Regions from separate parts of the Mus musculus genome. Here region 2 is linked to region 1. A link is a loop called in an ENCODE intact Hi-C map of the cell type or tissue named here. Cell type or tissue: gastrocnemius. All regions are shown on one strand. Each heading gives the region's core, and the rest is flanking DNA. Links, peaks and the distances in the headings are about the cores only. Region 1 has its middle 8.2 kb from the start of Gm52200. Region 2 has its middle 19 kb from the start of Krt72.

Region 1 (8,329 bases), core at 270-8,269:
CCCAACCACCACCACCACCACTACCACCCCACCTAAGTCCCTGCAGCAGAGGCAAAAGGGAGACAACCCCCCACTAACCAGGTCTGGATGAGGAACTGGGAGCTGAGCCAGGGAAGACTGGACAGTTTGGGCTCAGGCCAAGATTGCAGCCCACCAGGACACCCAGCCTGGGCACTAGAGTCCAGTTCCTGGCTTCCCCAGGGCCTGAACCTGGCAGGTAATAGAGGCAGAAGAGAAATTCCCCCATGAAGGAATGATCCAGCTCCAGGCCAGGCTGCATAGCCATAGCCCTGACCCCTGACCCCTTGGGCCCCTGACCCTAGCCGCTCAGCCAGGCTCTCAAAATGTGAGAACCATGACAAGATGGGACAGCCATCTTCAGGTAACCCTTCTGGTTAAGGTGAGGCGAGGTGCAGGCCCAGCTTCACCACCCCAGGAGGGAAGGGAAGGACAGGCCTCACTCTGCTGAGCCTGAACCCACCACCAGTCAGGGCTCAAAGGGGCCAGAACACCCAGACGCAGTCCAGAGTGAGAGAAGAGGTGGAGGCAAGACAGATAGAAAGGAGGACAGAGCCCCAGGCCCCAGGCCCATCATGGGCCTTGGTCCACATGACACTAGATCTTGTGCTTAGGACTCTTTGCAAGGTACCTCCTTCTGCACCCCTCCCTGAACCCCAGGGTGGAAAAGACCCAGCCAAAGTGAGACAAAAGGCCCAAAGGAGACTGAAGATGTATTTGATGCCAGCCCAACCCTGCCTACTGTCCCTCGTCCAGAGACCTCTGTCACCCAACATAGTGCTAGTCCCAACCCCAAGTCTGAACTGCAGAGGCTCAGACCAGCAAGCTAGTCCTGTGCCTCTCTCTCTCTAGATAGCAGCTGGCAGGGGTTTTAGGATGGAGAGGGGGTTTCTGTAGCAGGAAGAGCTGGACTCTAGTGCCCAGGCTGGGTGTCCTGGTGGGCTGCAATCTTGGCCTGAGCCCAAACTGTCCAGTCTTCCCTGGCTCAGCTCCCAGTTCCTCATCCAGACCTGGTCAGTGAGGGGTTGTCTCCTTTTGCCTCTGCTGCAGGGACTTAGGTGGGATGGTAGTAGTGCTGGTCGGGGGTGGGGAGGCCTGTGATCCCCTCAAGTTGGACCATTAGAGAGGGGTGGGGATAGGTGTGTCTCTCCAAACGTTAATATGTCCCTCTCTTCATGTTTCAGATATAAACCCATCCCATCCCATCCCAAACCCTGTCTCTCAGACTGACACACTCACACCACAAATTCCAGTGTTACCCAACCCTGACCCTACTCCACAGCCCCTCCACCATGGTTCCTGTCCATACTCCGGAAGCACACTGCCTTCACCACTGACACAGCCCTGCTCCAAGCTCCAAGCTGCTTCTGACCTCACTGCCCACCTGGGCCCAACCCACAGCCACCATCTGGAGCCCTCTTCAGAAAGCAGTGCCTGGGGTAGACCAGAGCAGTGGGATAGATGCCCGCATGCCCGGCCTGTGACTCACCACAGGGGAGCAAGGGCTTGAAACAAGACAATCTTTCCCTGAGGTCCCCCAGCAGTTCCATTCCAGGACTCCCAAGAGTCATATAGATTCCAGACCTACTGTCCCGCTGTGGCCTGCCCTATTTCCACAGTCAAGTGTACTGTGCTACACAGCTAGAAGCCCTCTGCCTCACAGCTGGAAGCCCTCTGCAACAATACCCTCCCACACCTCAACCCTCAGCAACCCAGGCTCCTGGAATAAAGGCCAAAAGTTCTTCCCAGCCCCCAGATCTTCCTGCTATGGAAACCCCCTCTCCATCCTAAAACCCCTGCCAGCTGCTATCTAGAGAGAAGCACAGGGCTAGCTTGCTGGTCTGAGTCTCTACAACCTCAACCACTTCCAAGGCAGCTGCCATAGCCAGCTGAGGGGATTCTGAGCCCCAGCTGAGGCCACATTCCACAATCCCTGACACCACTCCCTTCAGCTTCCTCTCACCCTCAGCCCTGAGGAGGCAGGGCCATCCCTGGTGACTCTTTTCTGGGCCTGTCACCATCATATGAGGAGCCCTGGCTTAGAGAGTGGTGAGCCAAGGACACACACACACACACACACACACACACACACACACATACACACACGAGGCCCTGTCATGTCACGTCACTCAGTGGGGTTGAGGCTGAAGCTCTTTTACCCAATCCCAGGTCTCCATATAACCAGGGCTCACACCAGAATCCTAGCCAGGAGTCACAGCCACTTGTGGGCAGTGGGAACCAGGGGAGACAGGAGATTGGGGACAGGTAAGGCCAGGTCCCAGGCCAGGGTGTCCCAAGTAGAGATGCAGATTCTCATAGATTCTCCAGTTCAGTTCAGTTCAGTTCAGTTCAGTTCAGTTCAGTTCAGTGAAGAGGTTCTTCCTCCTAGGAAACCCGCCCTGCTCTCCAGCAGCCATCATGGCCCAGGTCCCTGCCCTTCTTGCCCCCACCGTCCAACCTCAACTCACCCCATGTTCATCAGAGGGATGATTCTCCCTGTCACAATGTGGGTCTTTCAAAAGCCTGGGTTAATAGCACAACCCTCCAAACACTTCCGCCTTCAGCCTGCAGTCCTCATCACGGAGTGACCCTCAACCCACCACAGCAACCAAGAATCCACTGTCTGCCAGCCACACCCAGCCCAACCCAGCAGGACCCCATGATGTACAAAATGGTGCCCAGGCACAGTGAAAGCCATCTTTCCTTCCAGGCCAGCCCCATACTCCTCCAGCCCATGTTAGGCCTCCCTATAGCCCTAAGGCAGGCTCCAGGTTCCAGCTCCAAAGGCCCTCTTCCCTCTCACCCAGACTCCCAGCAACAGCTTTGGTATTCTTCACACCTGGGCACTCTTTACACCTGCACACACTTCACACCTGCACACATACTTCACACCTGGGCATTCTTCACACCTGGGCACTCTTTATACCTGGGCACTCTTTACACCTGCACACTCTTCACACCTGGATACACACTTCATACCTGCGCACTCTTCACACTTGGGCACTCTTCACACCTGCAGCACTTCACACCTGTGCACTCTTCACACCTGCACATACTTCATACCTGGGCATTCTTCACCCCTGGGTACACACTTCACACCTGCACACTATTTTCACACCTGCACCTCTGAGCAATAGGTTCTCCAGCCCAGCTCTCTCCACCTGACATCCCCTGCCACCCTGACTCCGAACTAGATCCCCACCCCACACCCCTGCATGTCCAGCACATCCCATGATGGTCCTGTGGCAGGAGTATGTATGGTTGCTTGAATCTCACTTATAAGAAGAGTGACATAAGACTCCAAAGCTGTCCTTGAGTGAAAATGTGGAAGGGAGTGGGGGTGGACAGGGCCAGACTCAGTCTTTTACCTGAGTCCTTACAACACAACTGTGGGGACCCTAGGCCTGAGAGAGTCAGAGGAACCAGGACATTTACAACTGACACCATCACTGACTGCCCTTCTCCTCATGTACACACACACACACACACACACACACACACACACACACACACCTTTTAAACCATGTGTGTATAACCCAGCTCTCCCAGGCCTGCAGCTTCCTCACACCACACCCAGACCTGCTGGGCAGGCTCAACAGCCTCTCTTGTCCACCTCCCGCAGAAAAGCTGCCGCAGCCCTGCCCCCACTGGGAAACAGCAAGTTCCACGGAGCAGGAGCGCCCTCCAGTGGACAACATAGGACTAGACCTCCTTAGGCTCTTGGGACCGAACCAGAGCTGGTGAAGAAAGCCACCAGGCAGTTGGCAAGGGTGAGTGAACTAGGAAACAGAGGCAAGCGGTGCTGCAGCTTGAGTCTTCCTTCAACTCAGTGATGGTTGGACTGGAGCTCGAAAAGTAGGCAGAGTAGTGCCCTGAAGCTGATGAGTGAGATTGTGACGTGGGCCTGGGCTGAAAGGTGAGGGAACCAACGGAAGGGTTCCCTTCCTGTCAATGAGTTTGTACAGGAGGACCCACCCGTGGAGTCCCTGTAGCAGGCAGAAGTAGGGCTTAACCAAACCTCTCTATATAGCCCCATTACTCCACCCTCCTCTCTAAACAGCTTTCTGGGGGAGCTGCCGGTAGCCCTATGAGCCACTCGAGAGGGGCACCAGTGTGCATACACAAGAGAAACCGACGAACTTGCCAAACAGGCCAAAGCAGTCCTCCAGGTGAGGTCGTCAGGAACCCACAGAATCTTCTCCCACCTATGAAACATACATGGCTTAGATCAAAAACCCTAAAGTAAGTTGAGCAATGGCCCCAGAAAAATCTACCTGGGAGGATGACTTCATCTGGAGTATGCAAGTGAGATCCCCTCTAGTTCCCAAGTGAACCCTAAATCTAATGACAGGTATCCTTGTGAGAAACTGACAAGAAGAATACACCGGCACGTGGTGAGCTCAGAGCAAATCTACGAGGACTGCGGAATCCTCCAAGCTGCTAAAAGCCAGCAGAAGGAGGCAGAAGAAGGGTCTGCCCTGGAGCCTTCACCAGGGCCACAGCCCTGCAGACCCCTTGATATAAACATGGACTTACAGACCTGTGAGGTAATCGATTTCTGGTGTTTTAAGCCACCAAGTTGGTGAATCCTTAGGACAGAAAATTAAGACACTCGTGAAAATTAAGTATCTCTGCAAGAAGGGGCCGTGACTATGGACTTAGAGCCCCTAAGGGGAAGGGGCGTGACTATGGGTTTAGACCGCCCCCCAAGGGGAAGGGGCGTGGCTATGGGATAGCCCTCCTAGGAGGAAGGGCATGACTATTGATTTAGCCCTCCCAGGGGGAAGGGGCGTGACTATGGGTTTAGACTGCCCCCCAAGGAGAAGGGGCGTAACTCTGGGCTTAGACTCACCCCCAGGGAAGGGGCGTGGCTATGGGATAGCCCTCCCAGGAGGAAGGGCATGACTATGGCTTTAACCTCCCAGGGGGAAAGGGCGGTGACTATTGACTTAGCCCTCCCAGGGGGAAGGGGCATGGCTATGGGCTTAGCCCTCCCAAGAGAACCATGAGGGCATCTCCATGAGGTTCAGGTCTAGGATTTAGCTCAGCAAAGTGGGGTAAGGGAAGATCAGGAATTCATGGTCATCCTGGCCCTCAGCCAGCTCCCGGCCCACTTACCTACAGGAAACCGTCTCAAAGGCCCCACCGCACCACGCCTTCAAAAGTTGAACACTTCCACACTTGCTCACCTGGCAAGCACCTATTGACAATATCATGTAATTGGGCACCTTCATTCTGCAGATGTCCTGAGATTTAACAGTCCTGGGGACTGTTCTAGTAACATTCCTATTGCTGGGGCTAAGACACCATGACCAGGTCAGCTTATCAAGTGTTCATTTGGGCTCACAGTCCCTGAGGGTTAGAGCACATGGCCCTTGTGGTAGGGAACATGGCAGCAGGCAAGCAGAAATGTATTTGCATAGCCGCTGAGAGCTTACATCTTGATCCACAAGCATGAATCAGATGCGATGATAGATAGATGATAGATAGATAGATAGATAGATAGATCACAGCATGAACCATCTTTGATGACTTTTGAATGCTTTTGAAACTTCCAAGCTCACCTTGGCCCCTGAACACACCTCCTAATCCTTCCCAAATAGTTGCACCAACTGTGGACCAAGTAGCCAAATCTATGAGCCTGTGGAGGCCATTCTCATTTAAACCACCACAGGGACGGTTACAAACAATGCGCGTGCCCACTTTGCGCCCCCCCCCCCGCCCCCGTGAAAACCCTCCTGAGCTCTCTCCTGACTGCTGCAGTTGATGTTCCTATGCTAAGTCTCTGGCCTGGGTGAATCTTCCAGATGTTGGACAGCTGTGATGAGTTCCTTCTTGGTCACAGATATATTGTCTGCATCCACCTGTCAGGCTCCACCATCTCTCTGACCATCAGGCTGGTGAATTTAATGGACATGCCCTAGGGACCATGACCCCTGCATTTATCTAATGTCCAAGGGTGGTACTGATATCTGTACTTGTGGGAGGAAAATTGGTTGACATTTGCACTGTTTTTTAAAGACTTTTTAAATTTTATTTATTAAATATTAAAGGGTAAGAAAAGCTTTATTTGGGAAATGGGGGTGATATACAATTGTGAACAGCTGACCTAAAAGTCCTATTTGTCATCCAGTGTGTTGGGGTGGGGTATACACATGCCTTGGTGTGAGTGTGGGGGTCAGAAGACAACTTTGTGGACTGAGGCCTCTACTCCTACCTTTATGTGGGTTACAGGAACAAAACGCAGGTCATCAGACTTGCATGGCAAATGCTCTACCTACCACATCATCTTCCCAGGCTTGAGCTTGATTTGTCTGACTGGTTGACTTTGAGAGATAGATAGATAGATAGATAGATAGATAGATAGATAGATAGATGACAGATAGGTAGATAGGTAGATAGATAGATAGATAGATAGATAGATAGATAGATGACAGATAGGTAGATAGATAGATAGATAGATAGATAGATAGATAGATGACAGATAGATAGATGACAGATAGGTAGATGACAGATAGGTAGATGACAGATAGGTAGATAGATAGGTAGATAGATAGATAGATAGATAGATAGATAGATAGATAGATAGATAGATGACAGATAGATAGATAACAGATAGGTAGATGACAGATAGGTAGATAGATAGATAGATAGATAGATAGATAGATAGATAGATAGATAATAGATTAGGTAGATGATAGATGACAGATAAATGATTAGATAGATAGATGACAGATAGATGATAGATAGATAGATAGATAGATAGATAGATAGATAGATAGATAGATAGATGATAGATGGATGGATAGCTAGATAGATAGATAGATAGATAGATAAATAGATAGATAATAGGTAAGTAGATAGATGATAGATTAGGTAGATGATAGATGACAGATAAATGATTAGATAGATAGATAGATAGATAGATAGATAGATAGATAGATAGATAGATAATAAGTAAGTAGATAGATGATAGATTAGGTAGGCGATAGATGACAAATAAATGATTAGATAGATAGATAGATAGATAGATAGATAGATAGATAGATAGATAATAGGTAAGTAGATAGATGATAGATTAGGTAGATGATAGATGACAGATAAATGATTAGATAGATAGATAGATAGATAGATAGATAGATAGATAGATAGATAGATAGATAATCCGCAGCCCAAAGCAGCCTTGAGCTCACAATCCCTCTGCCTCTTGCTCCCAAATGCTGGGATTATAGGTATGCACCACCAAGAGTTAACACCCTTAAAAAATTTTTACTTTAGTTTCGTTTTAATTACGTGTCTATGCCTGTATACCTGTGTCTGGGGAGCGGTGTAGCATATGAGCGCAGGTGCCTGTGCGGCCAGAAGAGGGCACTAAATCTCCTGGAGCTGGAATTAGAGGTCATTGTGTATTGCCATGTGGGTGTTCAGCAAGTACAAGCTCTGAACCACTGAGCCACCTCTGCAGACCCCTAAGTTGACCCTCTTGACTGGGAGTCCCACCTGCCTTTCCCACCCTGGAAGCCTTGAGCCCTGGCTCACTCCACAAGGGACTGTACTTGCTCTAAGAATGTCAAACCCATCTCAGTATATGGGAAGCAGAGGAAGGTGGGTCCCCGAGAGTTTGAGGCCAGCCCGGTCTACATAGAAAATTCCAAGCTAGCCAGGGCAACATAGTAAGACACTGTCTAAAACACAAAAGGAACAGAGTCATAAATAAATAAATAGATAGATAAATAAATAAATAAATAAATAAATAAATAAATAAATAGACTGTCAAAGCCAAGTTCCTATTTAGAGATCAATGAAAAGCTGCTAGGTGCTTTCAGTAAAATATAAAACACTTGACATCCACTTACCTGGCTCTTGCTGACCCTCCAAACATTATCCCTTTACTGTGTCACCAAGTATCCCAAAACTTAGCCACCCACCACAATAGACACTTTTCAGTTTCTGTGGTAGGAACTGTGAGCAGCCCAGCTGGCTGGCTTCAGGCTCTGGCTTCTTGGAGGTTATGATCAGGGTGCTGGCCACCTGACAGGAACATGGCTGAGAAGGCTCTCCATGTGGGCACTAGCAAGAGGCGTTGGGTCCTAGGCCTCCCACAAGTAGATCACGCCACTGGCTGCCCACCATCCCCGTGTTACGACAGCTAGCTTCCCTCACAGAGAGAAGAGGAGATTCTGGAGGAGCCATGGTGCCTGTGTGAACCCAGGCAGGAGCTTAATGAACCCTCCCCTCCTCTCAAGTTGTGTCCCTGTGGCCCTTCACATCATTGGCACAGCTACAGTGTCACAGCAAAGGCCATTAGCAA
Region 2 (8,329 bases), core at 231-8,230, 440 kb before region 1:
CATTTTACAAAGCCCCCTTCTGATCTGGCAGTGGGCATTGTGACTTGTGGCCAGCCATCAAACCCCCACTTGCCTTCTTGAGACCCCTGGTCACTAGGGAAGTGAGGATTTGGTTCCCTGGCACCCGCCCTCCCTGGCACTGTGAGGGAAGGGTGAGTAGAGCTTTCTAGCTACGGAGGGAGAAGATGATGTTGTGGCTCTGAGCTCCAGTGGCCGACAGCTAGCGGCTCCTAACCACTGCTTGCTCCAGTCTCCAGTTCTATGACCAGTCTGCGTCTGTGGGGATAGGGCTCGGGCAGGACATTTCCTGAAGTCAGCAGGTGGCCTGTCCCTCAGTCTCTGGCTGGGCAGCATGCGGATATTTGTGTTGACAAGCTTCAAGGGCTTGGTTGGCAGTCTGTCGCCAGCCGTGGTGTGCAGCCCCTTTCTTCAGTCTCGGCTCTTCACTGAGCAGCTTTTTCAGACTCTATCTTCCCTCAACACCCTTCATTTTCCCCCCTTGATATCCTACCTCTGTGTCTCTTCCTCCCAATCCCCACCTTCTCTGGTGTTACCTGGTGCCCAGTACCTTGGTCCTACCCAGTGGCATCTCCCCAGCTCCCACCCTCTCCCTAATTCTATCTCCCGGGTCTGGTAGGCTCAGTTATAATGTTGACCCAGAAAGGGGGCTGGCCATTCCATCTATACCTGAGGCACGTCCCACCATGGTCCTGACCCACCACTGTAGCATCTCCCTAGGGATGAGATGGGGCAGGGCTCCTCCTTCCTGTTTGGACAGAGATGGTGGGAGACAGAAAACATGTCATTAGTGATGACTTGGCTTAATTACAGCCCTCAGCAGAGCCAGGCTTGTTTACTCTGCAAATGTGCAGAGGAAGAGCTGGATCAGGCACCGGGCTTCATGATCAAAAGATTAAGGTGCTCTCCCTCCCCCAACCCTTTTGTTCTTTTTGAAAAAGAATCACACCGCAGAGAAGGACAGAGTCAGAAAATATCTTACACACATCTCCTAGAAGTGGCCGAGGCCAGAGGTGTTCTGGAACAAAGAGACAGATGAACCCGTTTCTGAGCGGGGGTAGGGTGGGGTGGGGGAGTGGGAGGGTGGGGGAAGGCCGTGGTATTTTGGAACAAGCGAGGGAAGAAACCTCTTCTTTCTTAGAGCAAGACTGTGCTTGCCTGGACATACCTGAGAGCACGTGAGCGGGAGGAAAAGGCCTGTGATGACTGGGAGGGGGTAGGCAGGGCTGCCCGGGCCTCAGAGAACTTTTAAAGAAGACAGGAGAAAGAGAGCCAGAATGCTTGGTCTCTAGTAAAGACTAAGTGACTGTCAAGTGGTTGCCATCATGAGTTAGAAGTGAGAGATGAGCTGGGGCAGCAGCTTAGTGAGCCCAAGGCAAGAGTTGCTGAAGCTAAAGGATTATCCAGGCTGGGAACATAAAAAAGGAGTTCACAGAAGCTGCATCTCGGGGCAGAGCTCCTGAGCCAGAGCCCGAGTGAGTTAGGTTGAGCATTCTGTCACAGGCACGGTGCTCAGTGACGTCCGAATCAGGTGGTCACCACGGTCAAGGTTTGTGTTTCTCATTGCTGAGCGAGTGCAAAGCGTATGGTCCCTATATTTCTACTTACATTAATATGCAGCAAGGAAGTAGAACCCAGAGGCCATCCCTTTTATTGTCTCACAGAATCTTCCCCATGGAAAGACCTCTCTACACACTTCCTTCAAGAGCCGAGGGCCTTCCTCGGCACGTGAGTGGGGATGTTCTGGTGATGGACACTGAGGACTTCCCAGGGAATAGCCCTGAAAGTCCAACATCCTCAATAATGCCAACTACATAGGGTTTACCCTACAAAACAGTATCGAGGCACTCCTGGCTGCCTCGATCTGTGCCTGGTCCCTCCTCCCACTGCTTAGAAACAGAGTCCCTGCTAACTGTTTCCCTCACCCTACCTCCCACAACCTCCCCCCCCCCCGACCCCCACTCTCCCACTCTGACTCAGCTCTTGCCTCTAGACCAGGCCTTTCTGCTATGGGACTGAATCCTACAGCCAAAGAAGCCAGGAAGGCGATGGATGGGCTTGGAGAGGGAACATGAAGACAGTGGGAGAAAAGATGTCTCCTGTGAAGGGAGCTGCCTGATTTTGGGCCAAGAGGGGAGAGATCAGGCCCTTCATACTGAGGAGAGGCAGCAAGGCTGGGTTTTGACACTGAGTTCATCTGGTAAGGATAAAGAGGAGACTCAGTGCCAGACCCTCTTCATCTTATGGCTCCAGTCTGCTCAGAAGCCTTCCTCTCTCCATGAATGACTTTGGTCTACAGAATCTGTCTCTGGTTCAGGGGCAGTCAGTCGATCAAAGGGTTAGAGAAACATGACCTTCATTACCCTCTGCAAAGCAGATAGGCATGACGTCAGCCTTACCCATTTGGTACTGTCATGGTATCCCATTGGGAATCCTTTCTATTTTTTTTTTGTTGTTGTTGGTGGTGGTGGTGTGATGTGCTTTGCAGGGTTGGATTTTTGCCTTCCCAGGATATTCTGTATCAATGTGGTAACAGATCAGAACACAATGGGATCAATTTCCTTGGGACTTTCTAGGGTCCCTGCAACTCCTGAAGCTCTCAGACAATGTAGAACCCACTTGTGATACAGTTTTGATGAGGTTGCCTGCTGGAGACTCTTCCCTGATTCTACACTGCCTACAGGGAAAAGGGTACTGCTTACAACCTGCTCTCTGTACCTGCCCAGGATGCTCGGATGGAACCTGGAGGCAGAAGCTGATGCAGAGGCCATGGAGGGATGCTGTTTACTGGCTTGCTCCCCAATGGCTTGCTCAGCCTGCTTTCTTATAGACCTCAGGACCACCAGCCCAGGGATGGCACCATTCACAATAGGCTGGACCCTTCCCCTTTGATCACTAATTGAGAAAATGACCTACAGCTGAATCTCATGGAGGCATTTTCTCAAGACACACTCCTTCTTCTTTGCTGACTCTACCTTGTGTCAAGTTGACACTCAAAACCATCCAGCACAGCATACTTGGAAGTAATTATTTAAAGAGTTCAAATTTCAACAACAGCTGTAGAGTGTTTTGTTTCCTCCTAGTTGGACAGGACCTTTGCCACCCTGAAGCAGAGCAACTGTAATAATGCACAGAAACCTTCAGGCAAGTAGGACTATTGGCATTTTCTCAGAGGGACAAGACCCTTCAGATACATTTATGCGATCATTACCTGGTTCCTTCTCTCCCCAGCATTTCATCTGCTGCTACATTTGAGGAAACAGAGGACTGTGCTGGGGGCTTTTCAGTAGCATACATGCCCATGAATTACCTGTGTTCCCATAAATAACCCCTGTCTTAGTTAGGGTTTCTATTCCTGCACAAACATCATGACCAAGAAGCAAGTTGGGGAGGAAAGGGTTTATTGAGCTTACACTTCCATACTGCTGTTCATCACTGAAGGAAGTCAGGACTGGAACTCAAGCAGGTCAGAAAGCAGGAGCTGATGCAGAGGCCATGGAGGGATGTTCCTTACTGGCTTGCTTCCCCTGGCTTGCTCAGCTTGCTCTCTTATAGAACCAAGACTACCAGCCCAGAGATGGCACCACCCACAAGGTGACCTCCCCCCTTGATCACCCCTTACAGTTGGATCTCATGGAGGCATTTCCCCAACTGAAGCTCCTTTCACTGTGATAACTCCAGCCTGTGTCAAGTTGACACAAAACTAGCCAGTACAAACCTTCTTATTAGCCAAGCTGATTTGACAGAATCTTCTTTGTGCCATTAGCTCCTTCCCTGTCTGGGACAAAACTTGGTTGTCTTTGTCACTGTCATTTTTGATGTGTGTGTATTTGTGTGTGTGTGTGTGTGTTTTCCGGGGAAGACACAGTTATTCTGTGTCACTCATGACATAGGCAGGTGGAGATAAAACTGTGACAATCCTCATAGGACACATCCCACTTACTTCTCTTTTGTAGTATCTAGCTTGGTTAGTTTGCCTCTAGAGCCTAAGATATAGAGAGCACACAGGTTCTCAGTTCCACATAGAGTACACATAGTAGGTTCTCAGTTTCATATGCATTGCCTGAATCAATCTCTCCAGGCTTTAGATATTCACCATTTCAATGAACTTACAAAGGGGTGTGCATGGCTGTGAGTAACTGAAGGACAGCCAACATAGTGTGGTGATGGTGGCAGTGGCAGTGGCAGCTAGAGGGAGATCCTCAGGTGATTCCTTCTTGTACCTCCTTGGAATCAGGAGGCACCTCTGTCTCCACTCACACAAACTGTGTCTTTCCTAGAGATGCACACACACACACACACCCTAATAGCAATGATAATTACAACCAAGATCTATTTATCCCAGACAGGGAAGGAGCCAACGGCCCAAAGTGAGCTCAGTCACACCACTGCTGTCCCTCTGCCTCCTGTTTCACTGACAGCGGTCCCCATGACACTCTTATTGACCACCCCAGGCAGGGTCTGTGCATAGGGACCCTCAGGATTTCTTTGAGAATGAAAAGGAAGGGTTCCAGGGCCCCAGATCCCCTTCCTAGTTCCCTACACCCTGCTGTTTTGAAGTGTGTGTGGGTCCTTTCTTTACCTTTCTTTCTTCTTAAAAGTTAATTCTTTGAGAATTTTATACAATGTGTTTTGATAACATTCACCCCTAACTCCTCCCTGACCTACTCTCACATCCCTACCCAGAAACTTAAAATCATGTTGTTTTTATAACAATCAACTCCATTTTTGTAACAATTGACTGCTTATGTACTCCTGGGGGTGGGGCCATTCACTGGTGCACAGATGACCTATCAGGACCCACGCCCTTGAAGAAACCTGAATATCTCCCGACAGGCCCCAGAAACTCAACTACCCGCAGCTCTTATTTAAGAGTTTGTGCTTACGATCCCCTTCCCACCCCAAGCTAGAATGTTGACAGACTTGATCTTGTGCATGGACTCCAGCTGCCCTGAGTTCCCGTCATACCCAGAAGGCACTGCTTTGGCTCTGGTTCTTTCTGACCTCTTACTGTTAAAATCTTTCTACCCACTTCTTCCGTGATGGTCCGTGGGCCTGGGGGAGAGGGTATATGTGGACCTGTGTCTGAGCACTATGTTGACCTCTTCTGTAGCATGATCACTGGCACCTGGAAATCTGCTGCTGGGTACCCCCAAGTCTGCTCCAGCATGCACTGCTTTTTCAGGGCTCCCCTTAGAGGGCCCCACTAAGAAGTCTAGCCCTCCTACCGGGCTGGGCTCCCGCTCTGCTGGGTGATGCACATGCTTTTTTTGACTCATCCTAGGGAACCTCAAAGGGAGCCAGGTTTATTTTCCCTTAGGAGCTGGAGACGAGAGGCAAGCATGGGGTTCTAAAAATTCCCAAATAGCCTCTACTATGAAGGTGGGTCTTTTCCTTCTGTCTGCTCATCACTACTTTGGCCGCTGTTTGCTCTGAACACTAGAATGATGTCTAATCTTGGGTTTCTCCTGATGGGAGCTCCGGATTCATTGCAAACCCCCCTTTCCCTCATACCATGAGGGTCTCTGCAGTGCCTGCTATACACATCAGAAATCTCTGTCCTGGCCTACAAACTGTCATGTCGGCCACATGACAGTTGTAGCAGTCAGGGAAAACAGACACACTTGAACTTGAGGACATCTCCGACTTACTGGCTGAGTGATTCTGGGCAATGCCGCTAAGCTTCTATTTCCACAACTGTAAGCAGCAATGCACGGGTTATATTAGCTCTCCCTTGTCTGGTGTGGCACAGGCCTGGCATCCTAGCATTGGGCAAGGTGCAGTTCCTGCTCTGTCTTCAGCTACACAGAAAGAGAGATCATGTCTTTAAATAATTAAAGTAAGTATGATATGTAGCACTTGTTATAATACCTCATATGTATGGAGGGACACACACACACACACACACACACACACACACACACACACACACACACACACATTGACTCTTCCCCTCATACTGCTACCAGGACAGCAACAGGCCTTACTGTTACCATGCTTGCTTCTTCTTATTATTTTTTTTCAATTTTTTTAATTAGGTATTTTCTTCATTTACATTTCAAATGCTATCCCGAAAGTCCCCTATACCCTCCCCCTGCCCTGCTCCCCTACCCCCCCCCCACTCCTACTTCTTGGCCCTGGCGTTCTCCTGTACTGGGGCATATAAAGTTTGCAAGATCAAGGGGCCTCTCTTCCCAATGATGGCCCACTAGGCTATCTTCTGCTACATATGCAGCTAGAGACACAAGCTCTGGGGGTACTGGTTAGTTCATATTGTTGTTTCACCTATAGGGTTGCAGACCCCTTCGGCTCTTAGGTACTTTCTCTAGCTCCTCCATTGGGGGCCCTGTGTTCCATCCAATAGATGACCGTGAGCATCCACTTCTGTATTTGGCAGGCATTGCATATGCCAGCAAGGTTTTGCTGAAAGGACCCTGATGTAGCTGTCTCGCTTGCTTCTGTTACTGTATGCCATCCTTCAGCCCTTGCTAGTCGAGTCCAGCTCCTATGGTGAGTACTGTTGCTCATGGATCCAGTCTTCTGGACATTCTTTATCACCATCCAAAACAGCCCCTCCTCCCCAGTGCCTCTTGGCTTACTGTTCACAGAGCTCTCCAGTTACTCCAGGACCTCAGCCTGGGCCTCAGTTCTTGGAGTAGACTCTGCTTCTAGTCCAGAGACATTCAATGGTCGTTCCGGGTCAAGGACCTTACACAGTTTATTGACATTTCCACATCAGAAAGGAAGCAAAGTTAGACTTTGCCACCTTTGCAATCTGGCCTAGAAAACCACAGGCAAAGCCACCACTTCGGTTGCTTCCCCCATGTCTTGGAGCCAGGCTCTGTGAGGGATAGTAAGATGCAGTGCCTCTGAGAGGGAGGACTCATCACTTCAGGGCTGATGTGAAAAATATTCCTGGGCTGGTCCTCTGAGGTTGCTCTGTCTCTCTGATCGCTCTCCAAGGCTTGCCCTTTCCTAACCCTAGCCCTCGCCCCTTTGCCTGATCAAAGCTTGTCAAAGCTTCCCAGTGTGCTCATGGGCAGTGGACAGTACCCTGGGCTGGGATGGCTGCCGGATACTTTGTTCTGAGAGTCTTCAAAAAGATCTCATCCCACCAGGCCCCCTGACTTCTCACAGGCTGGTGTCTTCTATACTAAAACTGAGCAGTTTCTGAAAGAGATCAGGGAATTGGCAGAATGGTGCCCGGGGGCCAAGGAACAGGGCCTAGGAATTCTTACCTTTGACTAACTTTAGCTAGGATGTGTTCTAACCAAGCTAGAGGTCGGTTACTCTCCCATCCTGCCTGAGCTCTCAGGACAGACAGACAGCCTCAGCCAGGAGAGAAAATTCCAGAGGGCAAAATGGCGGCTACCTGAGAAGTTTCTCACTGTTGAGAGAGCATCTTTGAAGCCACCGTAAGCTAGATACTGCCAAATATAGAAAGCCCACACAGTGCTCATGTGGGGTCAAACTGACACTGGCTCTCATTTCTACCCTGTCTTGGGGCCTATTTATTGCTGGACAGCTGTGGTCCTTAGCATAACCCACATGGCGACTCCATGGACCTTCGTTTTTTGACCTAGCTAGATCTGTGAGGACAGAGCCATCTCATTTCTTAGTATCCCATTCCTCAAGAAGACCAGGTGACAGGAAATGGCTTCCTTAGAGGGGAAGCCTGAGTGTTTGGAGGACCTCCCCACCCCCCAACCCCCAGATGAGGCAGACATTTACCCTGTGCCTTGTCGCAGATAAGCAAGAAGGAACCTGGAAACATGAAGCTGAGAGATGGCTGAAGGGGATAACTCTGCAGGTCCCTAATTAGGAGCCAGATAAACTCCAAATTAGATCACTGTAGTGTGCAAAGGCAGCATATTCCACTTTCTATTAAAAGGGCTCTGTTGCTCAAAGGCTTGGAGATCTATGCTCTGCAAATTGCTCCAGTCCTTCTGAAGGGGAAGGAGATAGTGGAGAGACGCCCTTTTCCGGTGCCCTGGGCTTGGTGGGGATAAAAGGAGGCAGCCCTCCTATGCCCCAGTCTTTCTTCAGCTCCAGCACGCTCTATCTGCTCTACCATGAGTTGGCAACTGAACTTCAGGTCATGCAGTGACAAGGGCAACTTCAGTGTGCTTTCTGCAGTGGTGTCAAGGAACCCATGGGCAGCATGGCTTCTTGCCACACAGCTGGCCACAGGACTGGCCTCAGCAGCAGGAGCCTCTACAGTCTTGGAGGGAATCAGCATACTTCCTACAATGTGGCAGGTGGCAGTGCTCGGGGCACAAGGCACAGCTTTGGATATGGGTATGGTGGGGGT

The links. A loop is a pair of places that touch in the nucleus more often than their neighbours do. Peaks named below come from ENCODE experiments on the same cell type or tissue, not always from the same donor. Only the 100,000 strongest peaks of a DNase experiment are listed, where the experiment ranks them.
Region 2: a loop joins it to region 1, with 6 times the contacts of the local background. A loop is called at or near these places in 27 of 42 quality-filtered maps.

What each region holds. Positions count from the first base shown.
Region 1 is chr15:101,322,805-101,331,133 of GRCm38, reverse strand. No RefSeq gene overlaps it. Among named protein-coding and RNA genes, the nearest start is that of Gm52200, 8.2 kb to the right of the region's middle. In gastrocnemius, for the core only: CTCF peaks have their summits at 3,706 (motif pointing left) and 7,377 (motif pointing right); a DNase peak (open chromatin) is centred at 3,683; H3K27ac peaks cover 547 bases.
Region 2 is chr15:101,763,288-101,771,616 of GRCm38, reverse strand. It overlaps the pseudogene Krt74. Among named protein-coding and RNA genes, the nearest start is that of Krt72, 19 kb to the left of the region's middle. In gastrocnemius, for the core only: no CTCF peak of the experiment used is centred there; no DNase peak of the experiment used is centred there.